Regions from separate parts of the Homo sapiens genome. Here region 2 is linked to region 1. Evidence: chromatin loops called from intact Hi-C (ENCODE). Cell type or tissue: heart left ventricle. All regions are shown on one strand. Links, peaks and the distances in the headings refer to the core of each region. The heading gives the core; the rest is flanking DNA. Region 1 holds the start of LOC102723321 (a long non-coding RNA gene). Region 2 overlaps CHD1L (chromodomain helicase DNA binding protein 1 like).

Evidence for each region. Peaks named below come from ENCODE experiments on the same cell type or tissue, not always from the same donor. Only the 100,000 strongest peaks of a DNase experiment are listed, where the experiment ranks them.
Region 2: it touches region 1 in a loop (3-fold over the local background); 5 of 110 quality-filtered maps call a loop at or near these places.

The regions. Positions count from the first base shown.
Region 1 is chr1:147,696,820-147,705,158 of GRCh38, reverse strand. It overlaps LOC105371230 (a long non-coding RNA gene), which reads left to right. Exons shown (of 3, transcript XR_922077.4): 3 at 3,918-5,093. LOC102723321 (a long non-coding RNA gene) reads right to left here and starts at 4,431. Exons shown (of 3, transcript XR_922079.4): 1 at 4,351-4,431. In heart left ventricle, for the core only: a CTCF peak has its summit at 5,043; a DNase peak (open chromatin) is centred at 4,998.
Region 2 is chr1:147,270,685-147,279,023 of GRCh38, reverse strand. CHD1L (chromodomain helicase DNA binding protein 1 like) reads right to left here. Exons shown (of 23, transcript NM_004284.6): 11 at 8,019-8,092; 12 at 6,743-6,853; 13 at 3,556-3,670; 14 at 2,767-2,920. Among named protein-coding and RNA genes, the nearest start is that of CHD1L, 32 kb to the right of the region's middle. In heart left ventricle, for the core only: a CTCF peak has its summit at 5,119 (motif pointing left); no DNase peak of the experiment used is centred there.

The DNA.
Region 1 (8,339 bases), core at 202-8,201:
GTTGTGGGGTTGGGGGCAGGGGGAGGGATAGCGTTAGGAGAAATACCTAACGTAAATGACGAGTTAATGGGTGCAGCAAACCAACATGGCACATGTATACCTATGTAAAAACTTGCATGTTGTGCACATGTACCCTAGAATTTAAAGTATAATAAAAAAAAAGGAAAAAATTCTTTTTTTTTTTTTGTAGACAGGGTCTTGCTCTGTTGCCCAGGCTGGAGTACAGTGGCTTGATCTCCACTAACTGCAACCTCCACCTCCCGGGTTCAAGCAATTCTCCCACCTCAGCTTTCCCAGTAGCTGGGATTACAGGTGCATACCACCACACCCGGCTAATTTTTGTATTTTTTGGTAGAGACAGGGCTTCACCACGTTGGCCAGGCTGGTCTCAAACTCCTGACCTCAAGTGATCTGCCCACCTTGGCCTCCCAAAGTACTGGGATTACAGGTGTGAGCCACTGCACCTAGCAGAGAATTGCTTTTCTTGAGCTTTGGTGCAGTTACCCCTAATGAGTTCCATCCCAGTGCCTACAGTAAAGAGTTGTTACTGAAGACCCTTTTCATGATATTACACAAGATCTTCCTTATGGCGTGTCTTAAGATAATTTTCTTTCTGGTTTTAATATTAGGAATAAGTTGTTTTGCTGGTTTTCACCTCGTGACCCCTGTGGCTTGGGCACTTAATAAGCTCCCACCTTTTCAAGTGATCTCCGGGAAGCTTGGCATCAATTGGTGGCCCACCAGTAATCAAGAGTTGGAATCATTAGGGATACATTTTTGTATCCCCCTTGTTCCTCGTCCTTGTTTTTCCTTTCTTTTATTCATCTACCTTTAATTTAATCTTGATTAACTATATCTGTATACGCACTTTAAATTTTTTTAAAGCTATCCCTTACAGGAAGGAAAATCTTTTCTAGAATAAGGAAGAGGAGGAAAGAAGAAAAAAAGGAGAAGGTAAAGAAGGTCAGAGACTACTAAAAGTCCAAGGAAACCACGAAGGCCTAAGTCAGATAGAATGGCCAGTTCTTCATAAGCATGGGGTAATGTATAATGCATAGCAAAACAAACATCAAGAATAGAAACCTGTCAGATCAGAGCATCAGAGCTAGTCGGTTGCAGGAGTCATGAAGCATGATATGCTGTTAGGAGGAGCTCCAGAGAGCAGAGCCCCATATGAACCATAAGCAAGGACTGTTTGATCCTCACCCAGATTTCCAAGCTCAGCAAGAGAAAAGGAAGGAAAATAGAGGGGAAAAAAGGTCTTTTCTGTGTTGCTACTCATTATTAGGAATGATTTGGAAAGCCAGTTCATAATATTGTCCTAGAATTGAGCTTCTGCTTCTAATAGTGTCAGTGATCTTGTTATACCTATGGTGTTAAAATATGTATATTTATGTAGCACAGAAGTACTCAAATTCTCTGGCCTTTTAATACACAAATAACAATAGCTAAATTCCTATCAAGCATCCTCTAGGGCTGCAGAAAGTGCCTTTTATCAGGTTCGCCTCCTCAAGTACCTCCAGTGGTCACTGAGAAAACCTCCCCGGTTCCATAAACCCTCTCTGCTTGTCACGTGCCATCTCAGTCCGAGCCCTTGCCCCCCAGAATATTGAGGTGCCATGCTCCTGCTTTCACCTCTTGTTGTCTTGTAACTCCAGGAATACCAACTCCCTCTACATGTAGTGCCTTAAATATGCATATAGCCATGTTCCTTAGCTCCCCAAATGTGGCTAATCTGAATCTAATCTGGGTGTGTAATAAATGCCCTTGGAACAAAGACATACAACAGAGAGTAGCTGACAAATGCCATTATATCTCCATGCTCAGAATCTAGGCTCAATTTCCACCAGACCCAAAGATCTCCCTCATTTTCAGTCCAAAGCCCACCTCATTTCTCTGTCTCTGTAGAGCATCTATTGTCTTCCATTCTCTTACAGGGCACAGTGAGGCCCTATTCTGTAACAAAAATGGCCTATTCTGTACTAAATAAAACCATGTGGCACAACAAACAGTCCACATCCTCTCCAGTCTTTTATCTTGTGTGCAGTAAAGAGACAATAAGTCCTGTGCATCATACCTGCCATAACCTTGCCTCCTGCGTTCAGTGTGCAAATGCTTGAGCAAAACCCCTATGCATTTCATACACATAGAATGCTCAGAATACCACAGCTCAAATCCATGTGTAGAAAAAAATGTCCTAAATCTGAGGTCACACTCCAGATAATAGATCCAAATAGAATACTTAGCAGGTTTCCCCAAGGACAAGTGGATTCTTACCTTACATCTGCCTGACCAAAGAGATCACTTACAAGACTCTCTCAGAACAGAAGGGTCTCAAAACAAGAGAAGGATCTTAACACACTCCAGTATCCTCATCTGAGTGCAGATGCTGTTTACAGGCCTCTAGCTGGCAGTTTTCCCACTCCATTCAGGCAAAGATCAAGCCACTACTTGAAAACCTATGAATTACCACTCTATGACACCTTCATTGTGTCTATTCCTGATTCTGGTTCTAATCATGCACAAAACTTAAATATATAAAATGTCCAAATCAGCTGGTAAGCTAAATAATTATTGTCATTGCATTTTAGTGATATCACAGTGCCTGTGGTATCTTGTAATTTATGTTTTTTTCAATAGCAACTTGATCATTTTAGTTTGAGGTTGTGTCTCCATAAATAGTTGGGTTGAATATAAGAATAAGTAATTTTTTTTAACTTTCATAATAGGCAGCAACTGAATAATGAATCAATCCCTAAAAGAGAGTCACTCCAGTTATCCTGAAGACTAACTACGTGAGTTTAGTTGACATACGTCAGCCTTCTAAAGCTTGGACACTCCTGGGGTACTGATAAAATGGATCCTATGAAGCTGAAGACCAGTCTTCATATTTATGATGAGCTCCCAAAGCGTGGTCATGGCATGAGGACCTTCCTGGGCCATCATCATCCAGCTTCTCTTTGGCATCTCTTTAGCTATAGTGGCACACAGGTGCCACTTAAGGGGTACTTTTTGCTAAATAACAAGGACCTTGTTATCAAATGTAGCTTAAATGAATATTACTCTCACCTGTAGAAACCCTAAGACTTATTTTCAGCTCTTGGTCACTTGCTGCTGCTATTTTTGGCTATCATTTTTTGAGTTGTTACTAACTGCCAATCTCTGTGATAAGCTACTTTCGTATATTATCTCTAATCTTTAAGAAAATCCTGCGAGGTGGCCATTATTTTCATATTTTAAAGGTAATAACAGGCAAGTTCAGAAAGATGAAATGCCTTGTCTATAGCCACATAGAGGTGACAAAACTGGGATCCAAACGCAAATCTGTCTAGCTCAAACACTTTCTTTTTCTTACTTACGTTCTGAGCATTTCTTGCTGGCTTAACAGAGTATAAATATTAGTAGCCATGTGTATAAATTGGAATCCAATAAAGAGAGATACCACATAGTAATATGAGCAGGGAAAGTGTAATATAAGGAATTATTCACCATAACAGAGAATTGGAGTAAAGAAGAATTATCTAGTAAAAAGTGAAGGAGAGCTCTGATAACTCAATGATAAGAAGACAAATAATTCATTTTTTAAAAAATAGACAAAAGATTTGAACAGATATTTCACCAAAGAAGATATATGAATGACTAATAAGTGCATGAAAAGATGCTCAACATCATCAGTGCCCTGTCTGAAGGCAGCAGTTGCTACTTCACTCCAGTCAACTGCAATGTGGAAATACAGGTATAGAATTGCCAGATCACCTAGTTCTCCCCCCACCAAAAGCTAGAAATTCAGATTTTTATCTAAGATTTTCCTTTTTTCCGTGTTGGAAACAAATTCAAAATATTTCTTAAAACATCACATACTTGAAACAAAGCATATCTACAGGACTGATATGACTTGTTTGTGACTTCCTCCATAGGTTTTCTATCTGGGGAGGGACATGGCAGAAGCAGTATTTTGGGAAGATATTTCTGGCAGCAGTATGTACAGTCTAGACTGAAGAGGAGAAGGTGAAGCCAGGGAAGACTAACAACGAGTCCAGAGATGGAGAGGAACAAACCTGACTGGGGTGGTGGCACAAAGGAGAGCATGTCCTGTTCATCCTTCCCTCCACAAAGCAGCTGGACAAGACCCAACCAGTGATGGGATCTCTGTAGCATCATTTTCCAAAGGAAGCTGGCACATGACAAGTGCTGCCTCCATTTCAAAATCCATTCATGTACCGACATTCGCCTACCCTCTCGGCCTTGATCCCACTCTCCTGAGGTGCCTGAGGGATCTTGCCACTGTGCGCATGGCACTAAGGAACTCTGCCTGCCAGTCCCAGAACTGCTCTTGTCTCACTCTGTTACCTTATGCAAATGGCAGGCATGGGAAGCCTGCTGCTCCATCTGGGAAATCCTCTGGACCACCCAACCTTCCTCTCGGAGAAAGTAAAGGGAGCAATAAGGAAATATTTGCCAAGCCCTGTACAGCCACCTGTTTGCAGAGAGAGGGAGAGTTGCCATATTAATTATTAAGCAGACCTATCTGAGCCAAAGAGAGTCATGGAAACTTCATTATTATGGGTGGTATGTGGCTGTCTTTGGAATATTCTGCTTGCTTGGTTTCTAATTTCCTTTTCTTACATGAGTCTTTCTCCCTCATAAATCTTTGCATCTCAATGTTCTGTTCTCTCCTCCCTTGTGTTCTGAACTAGGAGTTCCCACAAACCCTCTGTGGTTAAATCTACTCCTCTAAACACCACAGGCTCCAGGCAGCATTGTTCATGAAAGCGGGTGACACCCTTTGGCCTCCGCCCTCTAGAAGGGCCTGCTGAGTGAAGGCCCAGTCAGGGAGGGGAGGGATGGAGGGGTGTTGAGGAGATTGAGGTGGGCAGGGAGTCCCCCCACCTCTCCCAGCTGCCCAAGGAAACACTCTCCAACTGTTTCTCTAGAACAAACCAACCAACAAGCGCCAGGAGCCTTCCGTGAATCTGACAGCCGGCTGATCACAGAATCCTCCCAGCAATGGCACTTAGCCCATAACTGGCAGCAAGTGCCCTCTAGAGGGAGTCAGAGGCATCCTCTCTGAGAGGCAAATTCTAATGTCCTGCCTGAATTGGGTACTTAGAGGGGCTTAGCAAATGATGCCAATTGGGGGGAAAAAAAGGAAAGAAAAGAGAAGCGGGGCAACTGGTGTCTTCATCACTAAAAGACAGAGAGAAGCCTTCCTTTGGTATCAAGAGGAGTCTAACAGACTGTGCCATTCAAATTAGGCTACATTTCTGTGGCAGAAGCAGTGCACATGGCAGAACTAGCGGTGGGGTATGAGTGTGGTGGGCTCCACGGGCTCACTCTGAGAATCTGTCTCTAGCACACAAGGTGCCAGGCCTTAATTTGGTCTCCCTGTTGCTCCTGCTTCTGAAATGTGTTGAAGCAGATACAGCTGTTTAAACTGGCATCCCTGTTTATCTGTGTGTTCCCAGTGTCTAGTATTTAAACACCTGAACTGAATTTAAATTGCCATCAGCTTGTTAACTGCAAAATAATAGAACGATTTCAAGAAGATGGTGGTAGGGGCTGTATTTCGACCACTCTGCTTTCTCATACAGACACCTCGCTCCCCAGGCCTTCTGCCAGATATCAAAAGTAGAGGGTATGTGCTGGGCCTGGTTTTTTTATGCCCTGAGGATCAACATAGTGTAGTGAGAAAATCCTGGCTTTTGGAGTCAGCCCCGACTGGATTTCAATATGAGCCCCTCACTTACTAGTTGTGGGAATGGTAGACGTTTTTAAACTTTCTGCACATCAGTTTGCCCATCTTTAAAATGAAAGTATTAGTACTTATCTCAGAATCTATATGCTTTATTTAACATAATATAAATGATTTAAATCACACATAGACATTTAATAACATGGAAAATGTATGACATATTAAGTAAAAAAAAAGGTGGTTATGGAACATTGTTATAGACTGAAATAACACCATTGTGTGGCTGCCCCAAGTTTTCTGTGGTGTTTGGGTCCACTGCTACCACATACACGTCGCACCATGTTGGAAATACATGGATTCAACTAGTACATGGGTCCCTATTCACTTCTGCTGGTTTTCATCGAGACCACTGCCTCCTGATTTCTATTGCTCTCCAGGGAGGAATCTCTGTATCTTTTACCGTCACCACCTGCTCACTTTTGTCCTCACAAAAGCATCCTTTGGGGGTTGGCATTCCATGCCTGAGAGTAAGGAATACTGGTAAGCTGATGAGAAGAGCTTTACACTTTACAGTTTCAGGTTTTCTACACATATGGACCAAAGGGAATTAATCTCACCTAAGAAGCAAAAGACTCAACACTGTCACAAATTAATATTTAACCAGTAATTATCTCTTCTATAAAATGATAGAAAAATGTATTGAAATGGGCTTCCTGATGCCCTGCTGTACTCTGTTGACAATAAAAACTGATTCAAGCCTTTGGAAAACTATCCATCAAGAGCACTGAAAATGGCATACCTGGGTGGGCACAGTTACTCATGCCTGTAATCTCAACACTTTGGGAGGCTGAGGCAGGAGAATTGCTTGAGCCCAGGAGTTTGAGACCAGTCTGGGCAACATAGCAAGACTCTGCCTCTAGAAAAAGAAAAAAAATTAGCCAGGCATGGTGGCATGTGTCTGTAGTCCCAACTACTTGGGAGACTCAGGCAGGAGGATTGCTTAAGCCAAGGAATATGAGGCTGCAGTGAGCTATGATCATGTTACTGCAACCCAGCCTGGGTGTCAGAGTGAGACCGTCTCAACAACAACAACAACAAAAATCAAATTCTGGGCCGGGTGCAGTGGCTCATGCCTGTAATCCCAGTACTTTGGGAGGCTGAGGTGGGCGGATCACGAGGTCAGGAGATCGAGACCATCCTGGCTAATATGGTGAAACCCCGTCTCTACTAAAAATACAAAAAATAAGCAGGGCATGGTGGCGGGCACCTGTAGTCCCAGCTACTCGGGAGGCTGAGGCAGGAGAATGGCACGAACCTGGGAGGTGGAGCTTGCAGTGAGCCGAGATCGCACCACTGCACTCCAGCCTGAGCAACAGAGCAAGACTCTGTCTCAAAAAAAAAAAAAAAAAAAATCATACTCTGCAAACCAGAATTCTACACCTGGGAATCTATCCTAAGAAAATAATTTAGAATACATAAAAACCTTTATTGCACAAAGATATTTATTGTAGCACTACTTAAACTAGTGAAAAACTAGAAAAAACTACTAGAAAAAGTATTAATTGTTCAAGGGATAAGTATATTATGATACACCCAAAGATTAAAACCATTACTTACAGTTACGGCAAGTGGTCTCCAAAGATGGCTGCCAACATTGTTAGCGATGTTTTTCTTTCTACTTGAATAATCACCTCATTCTAAAAGAAGAATAATTTTGAATTTGGAAAAAATAAACTTTATTATTTCAGAAAGAGTTTGGGTTAGGTAATCTCTAAAATCACTTGTCACAGGTTGGGTTCTTTGGAGGCAGATATTGAGTTGAAGTTTGGGTGTAAGATGTTTATTCAGGATCAACACCTGTGAAAGGAAGAAGGCAGAGGGAGGATTAAGCAGAGGAAGAAGTTAAACTGCAGTACAGACCTGAGGGAGCTTTAGAACAAACACTACCAACAAGGGTGTCCTACATTGGGTCAAAATGGCCTGGCTTTTATATTCTCACCTCACTTAGACACCAAATACACTCAAAAGGTCATGACCTGAGGTGAAGTGCTTTCTGTGATGAGACCAAATCTGAGGGAGCTACAGCTAGAGGACGTGTGCTCATTACACTCCCCACAGCTGGGGCTATAAGTCTTTCCTGGGAAGGAGATCTGAGTGGGGCCTTTCCATGTCTGTTACCTCCCTCCTAGGTCCGTGTTCTTGTGCTCCAATTTCATATGCTTATTTGTTGAACAAACACATTAGCAATAATAATATAATCTTACGTAGCACTTTTATAATGCTTTCATGTATGGCATGCTTCCCTAATTCACAGTACTGAACCAAGGAGTCTGAAGGCTATTTTTTTAAAGTACTGTACAGATTTTTAATGACATTTGCTTTCACCACACTTCAGTAAGACCATTTCATCAGTGTAGTTAAAATTGTGAAACACGTAACATTTGTGCTGCTTCTTCTCAACATATCACTCTCCCCCTCCTAGCAACTCTTCTCCCTTTCCCTGTCAGACAGTTATTGCTCTAATATTGGTAAAAGTCTCTTTGCTCATTGTAGCATCCTACCCCAAATGCTCCTTCAGGTAGCTCACTCTCTTTTCTACAACTAAACTTCAACTGGCTGAAATTAGAAAATGACCAATACATTTATG
Region 2 (8,339 bases), core at 189-8,188, 430 kb after region 1:
AATTGGTCCATACTGGGACCCTCCCTTTCACCCCCTTGTACTTATGCTCACCTCCTGGCTCTCCCTTGTTATTGCTCACTTGCAATGTGTCTTAGTCATTAAGAAAATTACATGTGTTTTTATGAGAAGCTGTATATTACAGTAATTAAGGGCATGTGCTCGGAGGTTAGAGAGTGCTTGGATTGGAATCCTAAATCTGAATAACCTTGGGCAAATTACTTAAGATGGGGATAAAGATAGTGTCTATCTCATCCTGCTGTTATTCTTATTTACTGAAACAACTGGAAAAGAGCACCTCAGACAACACTCAGCACACAGTATCCAATAAGTGTTCACTACACCTGCATCTGCCTGCCTGTTTCTACTGTGTCCTCCCTGCAGGATAAAAAACCTGTTTCCTTCTTTCAGGACTTCAGAACTCCATACCTACTGCTTAGATTTACCAAATCAGAACCACATCTTTTACTTTTGGTTTCTTGGTATTTAAAAAAAAAAAAATACCCCCAGGCGCAGTGGCTCATGCCTGTAATCCCAGCACTTTAGGAGGCCGAGGTGGACGGATCACAAGGTCAGGAGATCAAGACCAGTCTGGCCAACATGGTGAAACCCCGTCTCTACTAAAAATGCAAAAATTAGCTAGGCGTGGTGGTGCGCGCCTGTAGTCCCAGCTACTCAGGAGGCTGAGGCAGGAGAATTGCTTGAACCCGGGAGGCAGAGGTTGCAGTGAGCTGAGATCGCGCCACTGCACTCCAGCCTGGCAACAGAACGAGACTCTGTCTCAAAAAAAAAAAAAAAAAAAAACCCAAAAAACAAAAACAAACAAAAATCCCCTGCTTTCTTTTTAGACAAGGGCTCTGGGTTATCACCTTTGCTTTTGGTAACCACAAATAACTCATAGCATCTGCATGGGGAAGAGATAAATCAGACATTAGAGTCAGAAAGTAACTTTCCGATAACCATGAGCTGGGCAAGAAGTCCAACAGAGTCGCTCTCAGCCAGCAGTCCATGTTCCCACTCGTTTGTGGCCCCATGGGGTGGAGGTATGTCTACATCTTTCACAGTGATGTGTCCAGCAGCCCACATCACAAGATACCCCTCATTGGACCCCTGGCGCTCCCTCCACTGGGAGAGTGCAAACAACCTATGACATCCTTCCTCCTCTAACAAGAGAATGCGGGCCTTGTGAGGCTCTGTCATTTACCCCTTCACTATGCCCAGCAGTGACCTTCTCTCTCTTAAGGTTCTATGGATAATTTTTCTGTGGAAAACTGCATTTAAGGGTATCTACAGCGTACCTCTACCTCTCTCTCAAGCTTTCATCTCACATTTATAATTGTCTCTTAGTGTGAAAACAAAATGTACAGCCTGCCCTAGCACCATTATGGTTAATTAAGCATGCATGTGACACAGTCAGCAACACAAGGAAAGTCAGAAAAAGAAAAAAGCCACACCTACCCCCTAAGATAAACAAAGAACAAACCCAGTGTTACTCTTTCTAGTTCTAGTCCCAAAATTAATAAAACCTTGAGCCTTTCCTGTAATTACTAACTCCCTAACAAAAACAACAGGATCCCTGTCTTTTGCAACACTGATATGTAAAGATATGCACTGGCCTTTGCAGATACGGTAACCATGTAAGAAAACTGCTGTTTTTTCAGACTAATTACAAACTTAGTAACTCTGCTTCTAATATTGTGTCACTTTTTCTCTCTTAAACACTTATGTTTTTTGATGGACTAGTCCTTTCCAATCCTAGTCCATCTTGCAAACTTTTACAAATAAAATTCTTTCCTTTTGTCTGAGTCTGCCTCTAACAATAGTTTGTTTATATTGTATTTTTACTGCACACTCTGACTAAAGCCTAAATTCTCTTTATCTTCCTAAAACTCTGCCCTACTTCTTATTTTCCTTTCTTCTCTCCTCATCATAGGGGCCTAAAACCTCACAGCCATCTTTGAATTTTCTATCTCCCTACTGTTGAGACCCAACTCTAAACAGTAGCCAACTCCTGTCCTTCCTTCTTTTGCAATGTTTCTCACACCAGACTCTCCCACTGATGCTGCCCTTGACAGACATTTATTACTCCCTTCATACCTGCATCTTTCTAGTATCCTAGGAGTTGGTCTCTTTGCATCCAGCCCCTCATCCTTAGGGCAAAAACAAAGCATCCAGGAAATATTATGAGTTTTAATTTTAACCCAAGGGCTGCTACAGAGTAACTCTAAGTCCTCTTCCAAAAGAGAGCTCTAAAATCTTCCAATCCAGTGTCTGTCTCCCATCCAGTACTCCCTTCTTTAAATAAATTACCTCTAGTTCTTTCACCCATTTTTTCTAAGGCACAATTATGAATTCCTGATCTCATTCGCCCTCTTCTGAGTATGAAGTAATGTAAGTCACTGATCAAAGGCTCTGGGACTAAGGTGGAAGTACAGAATTAATTGTTATTGAGTTCTTTATTTTAACTAATTCTCTTAACAGCCCTCTGAGCTAACCTGTGGTGTCTTTATTTTTAGAAATGCAAAAAGAGTAGATCTAAGAAGTTAAGAAAGCCGCTCAAACCCAAACAGCCAAGAAGTGATGAGGCTTGGAACTAATCCTTACTTCCTACAGACCCTGCACACAGCCAGCACTGTGGCAGGTGTGAGGGAGGCCAAGGAACAAATGTGTAGCTGGGGAGAGGGTGAGTGCTGGTTCTTTTCATTTACATTCTCCTCCACAAAGGGTATTGGTATATTCCAAAGTGAAGAACAGTATATCATATCATACCTGGAGGTCAGCATCGGCAGCGGGTTTCTGGGCTCCCAGAGTAAAATGGCCTCCTTCTATGATCATGTTGGTGAGCTGCAGTTTGGAGGCTGCTTTCCTATAGACTATTTCTTCCACAGTGTCTCGACCAATCAGCCGAATAACTTTAACAGACCTGGACATAAGTCAAACAAGGGTAGTGTGCTATAAGGGTGTGCAAAGCTGGGCAAAAGTATGCAAGGTAAATACATCTAAAAGCAAACAAAACCAAATACCATATTCAGGGTACAATGAAAGGGAGATTGGTTCATTTGGTCCTGAGCACTTGTTAGAGAGAACTCGCCTGAAATTCTCTCTGAACCATTCCAGACAGTCAAAGAAAGAATGATGGGGTAACCATGACTGGGATTCCTTATCTGTAGCCAAGGAAAATATCTGGAAGATCAAATTATCCTCAGATCAAAGGGCAACATCTATCTTTCTTTTTTTTTTTTTTAGCTTAGCTCCATAGCCCCATAACCCCATTTTTTAACTGAGTCAGACCCTAACTCAAGAAGGATGAGTTAAATGACTTCTAAAGTTTCCTTCTAATCCTTTCACAGTTTGATTTGACTCCTTCTAATAAAGTCAGTCTGGACTGATAATGTGACCCACCCAATACTACCCTAGGAGTCAATAGCACAGATGAGCTAAAACCTGGTGGTCTCTCAGCTCCCAGTGTGGGACTGTCACCAGGACTATATTCTTCACCTTTTTCACAACCCAGAACTGCTGCTGGGCAAGCCAAGGAAGCAGAAAAAAATCACTTACTTGTTTTGGCCAATGCGATGAGCCCTGGCAGCTGCTTGCAAGTCATTCTGAGGATTAAAGTCACTGTCAACAAAAATCACAGTATCTGCTGCTGTTAAGTTCATGCCAACTCCACCTGAAAACAATGCAAAAAGGAATGTAATCAGCAGCACAAAGACGAGGAGCTAGAAAATAAGCACAAGGCTAGAGTGGGTCAGACTGATAAACTGAAATCAGTCAAAACAATTGGCTTCATCCTTCAAATGGACCCACACCCCTAACTCCAAAGCCTTGTTCCAGCGGTGAGAAGTGCTACCTGACCTCTTATTGCCTGATGGGAAAATTTTTATTACTGAATGGAACAGAATGAGCGGAGCAGGGGCAAGTGGCCAAGGTGGATACTTAAGTCAGTGCCATGGAGCCACTTTATCTCTTCTGCTTAAAAACCTTGATTAGATTTTGATTAGAGTAGTCTGAGGAAAAGGACACATGCTCTTTCAGAAAACAGATCTAAATATGAGAGGTCTGCAGTGCGCACTGTCAAGAGAAGAGTGCCGAATGTCGCTTGCAAGTTACAACTAGGTAGCAAGATCTCTGATAAAAAGTTAATGAGAAGAGTGGATGATATTATACTCCTGAGCAGAGTGGGAAACCTCCTCCCTCTGATTAGAGAAAACTCCAGTGAGTCTTTTTTGTACTGGTTTCCACATTAATCAAAAAGAAAGTAACAAAACCAACGGCAAGACAAGAACACTCTTGTCATTTACTCTGAGTGTTCTGAGGCTTGCTCAGAACACTCTTGCTGGTCTTTCTTCAGTGCTGCAGGAAGAGAGCTGAGGAGGTACCTTGAGTTACAGGAATTAATTAAGAGAACCGTGAAGGTACATTGCAGCCTTCTCTTTGATTAATGTGAAAACAAGTACAAAACAGACTCCCTCTTGCCAGGGTCGTTAGAGCTGGTTGCTGAAACAAGCAAGCCTGAAAGGGCTTGTTCCATAAACCTGAATTAAGGACTAACTTTTAAGAAGGACTACTGACCATAAGCTGGATCTCCAGACAAATCAGGCAGGAATATTCTAATTAAAGTCTTCGTATCAAGTTGAAGTTGGAACAAGGAGGTAATCATGACCGATTACTGAGAGATGCTAAATTATACCTAATAATAATGATAATGACACTTACGCTGTGCTTACTACTTGCCAGGCATTATTCTAAGCACTCTCTCTATATTAACTCCTTTAACCCTCACAACAACCCTGTCGGGAAGTTGAGTAGTTGCTACGATTTTCCCCACTTTATAGATGTTGAAAGGGAGGGTAAGGGACTTCTCTGAAGTTGCAAGCCTAGAAGGTGAAAGAGCCAGGATTCATTCCCTTGCAGTCTTGGTCCAGAGCCCGTGCTTTTATCCACTATACTATAATACTTTTCAGGTGCTTATTTCATTTTAAAATGTGTTCCATAAAATTATCTTCTTGAATTCATGTTGTCTAAGTGCAGCTCTTCACCGAGGGGTGAGATTTTTATAAATAAGCCACACCCACATCCATGAATAGGAACATATTCATGAGCTATCACTGCCATCTGGTGGCAACATGACTCATCACAGAAATATTTGAAATTTGGAAGGAAACCTGTTAAATAAATGAAAATACTGCAAAACTACAACAAAACTGTGACAGCAAACACAACAGTGTTTGGAGAAGACTAATGTCCAGGACTGCTTCAGCTCCCAGATCTACTCTGAGTCCTCCAAGGAGATTAACTGAAAAGCAGAGATCTCTTTTTTCCTAATTTTAGACATTTCAAACATAATGCTGCTCTCTGAATATGAGGATGATGAAATCATTAAAGCATAAATAAAACTGTTTTCCCGGCAGTGATGATGCACTGCCTGATTCTTTCAGTTTCTCCTGAGACTAACCCTGAGGCAACTGATCACATGAGAAAATGGCTGAGACTCCATGTGCAGTCTATGATCTTGGAAGAGTGAGGCCAAATGAATCTTATGTTATTAATTTTATTAGGGAGATAAAACAAACACAGGTGAAATAATCTCCTTATAATCAAAAATTATATCTAACACTTCTTTCATATACCCTTATAGCAGCAGGCATTTAGAAAGCTTTCTAAATAAGACTGAACTCTCTTTTTAGAAAAATGTCAATCTGTCTTTAATAGAGGACACACATCTCTTTCATGTTCCTGCATGTACTCCATCAAGATTTATGTCTACAAAAATAAGATAATGAAACTAGGATCCTATGAGTTGAAAACTAAGGTCAGCTTGCTCCAGGACCTGAGAAAAATTTCTTAGGCTGGAATGTAGTGGTGCAATCTTGGCTCACTGCAACCTCCGCCTCCTGGATTCCAGCGGTTCTCCTGCCTCAGCCTCCGTAGTAGTTGGGATTACAGGCACGCACCACTACATCCAGCTAAGTTTTGTATTTTTTTAAGTAGAGACGGGGTTTCACCATGTTGGCCAGGCTGGTCTCAAACTCCTCACCTCCAGTGATCCACCCACCTCAGCCTCCCAAAGTGCTGGGATTACAGGCATGGGCCACCGTGCCGGCCTTTTTTTTTTTTTTTCCAGACACCACAATGACTTAGAGAATCATTTCATCTCCAAGAGCTGATTTCAAATTATGTAACAGTAAATGAAAGCACTCTGTAACTGGTAAAGCATTACAAATGTCGTAATATTCACGATTTAAATCATATATGGATGATGTCATAAATAATTCTAAAAAGTTGGTATTTTCAACATAATCACATTTTTTAACAACTAGATTTTTGTTAAGCTTTTCAGCACTATTCCAGAAATACTTATAGAGGAAGGACAACTAGTAGACAAACTGTTACCTTATTTCCCAAATTCACGGTTGGGAAGAAGAGCTACTTCCACTGAATGTAAATGAAACATTCCACAAAATCACATAAATCTTTCAGGACATTCCCAGGTCAATGGTCAAAGCAGATTAGAATTACTTTCCAATAACCCCAGGTTTCAGCCTTACTTCTTTGCTGAGATGACAGTTTGGACAGGCTGGATAGAAAACAGCACCATGCTTGATGTCCAGTACCTTGTTTTACATTCAATAGTAACCTCACCTTTCAGAGAATTAAGGAAAAAAGTGTACTAACCGTTGGGATGTAATAGTACTCTATTATCCCTCATTTGTCTGTTTCCATCAATGCCTTTGCAGCCTACCTGCCCTAGTACTCAGGAGAAAAACGAAAATGGGCTGCTGTCCAAAGTTCTTAATGGCCAAGTGTCTCTCTTCTCCTCTCACAGAACCATCCACACGCTCATAGCTGTAGCCTTTACAGAGAGGAAGAAAAACAGAAATCTTAACCCTTTTCAAGTAGTCTTTGGGGAATAAAAAATTAAGCCCAAAACCAAAGGCCAATTTTGTCCCTTTCCATATACAGGCACAGCCCTACTTTAAGCAAATCCCAAAGGGAAAAATTTAAATTAACAGGGACAATTATCATTTTACAAAATAACTCACCATAACATACTCCTCTGGATTTTTTAAATACATGCAGTTGAAGTCTTTGGCACTTATGAAGTTAATACTCAGTTTTGACTATTCTCAAGCAACCCTGAGCATCTATCCTGTGTGATAGTTTCAACTTTGCTGAGATGTAATTCTTATGTAAACAGAAGACAAGCGCTTGGAGGCAGGTGAGTGAGCCCCTTCTAACAGTCCAGCAATCTGCCTTTCAGTGAGGCTTTAGAGTTCGCCACCTGCCTCCATGCATCCGTGTGGGGAAGGGGAGCTACAGGATCAGGCTGTTTATGCATCTGGGGACCCCTCAATGGCCAGTGGCATGTGCCAACGGCATTCTGCAAGTGTCCACTGGACCAGGTATACTGCGGAACTCAGACACCCGGTCTGAACTACTTTTTTAAATTGTAAGGTCTGGAGCTGTTCAACATTGGGCTCAAGATCAACTCATGTTAGAGCCTTTTCTCATCATCTCACACAAATCTTATTACATATTAAACAGACTTCCCAGGTAATAACCTACATTCTTTATTGTCTATGCAGAAAAAGTTGCTCTTACTTTTCCCCTGGCTTATTTGTTATCTCTATAATTTCAATATTCACCTTTTCACTGATCATGAGTAAGTGCTCAACTGTTGAGGTGAATGTTACAAGACGCTAAAAGCTCTAGTCACTGAAACTTTATCACACATTTTCAAAAACATTTCCACAACATTTGCTCCACGGCCCATAATTTTAAATCATGTAACTGATGGGAACGTGGGTGTTTATTTCTGCCCACGTGCCTGTTCTCTGCTGTCCATCCTTGCCTTCACACATCACTCTCCTCTCGCCTTTTGATTTTTTGGTTCTGAATAATGTTCTCACCCTGCTTTCCTTTGTAATATTCTCATATCCCATATTATTCTTCATGGACCTATCTGGACTGTTAAGTCTAACAGAGCCTTAGGTAATGTAGTGGCCAAAAGGTGTCACCTCTGTAATCCATATAGTCTTGGAGAATATCCAACATCTGGGTCATTTGGGAGAAAAGTAAAACCCGATGGCCCCTGGCAAGAAAAAGAAAAGGAAACACTGCCAAGTCTAGTGGTATTTAAGGTCAATTTCCCTCAGGCAAAATTTACCAAACAATAAAAGTTTATAAATAAATACCAAAGTAGAAATATAAGTGTCGTATGATTTATAGACTGCCTCAGAACCTCCAAATGCTTTCTATGAGAATACACCTCCACAGGTAGCTGTATCCCTCAGAGCAGTCATCCTCAAACTAGAGTGGAGATTATTCCCAGGAGACGT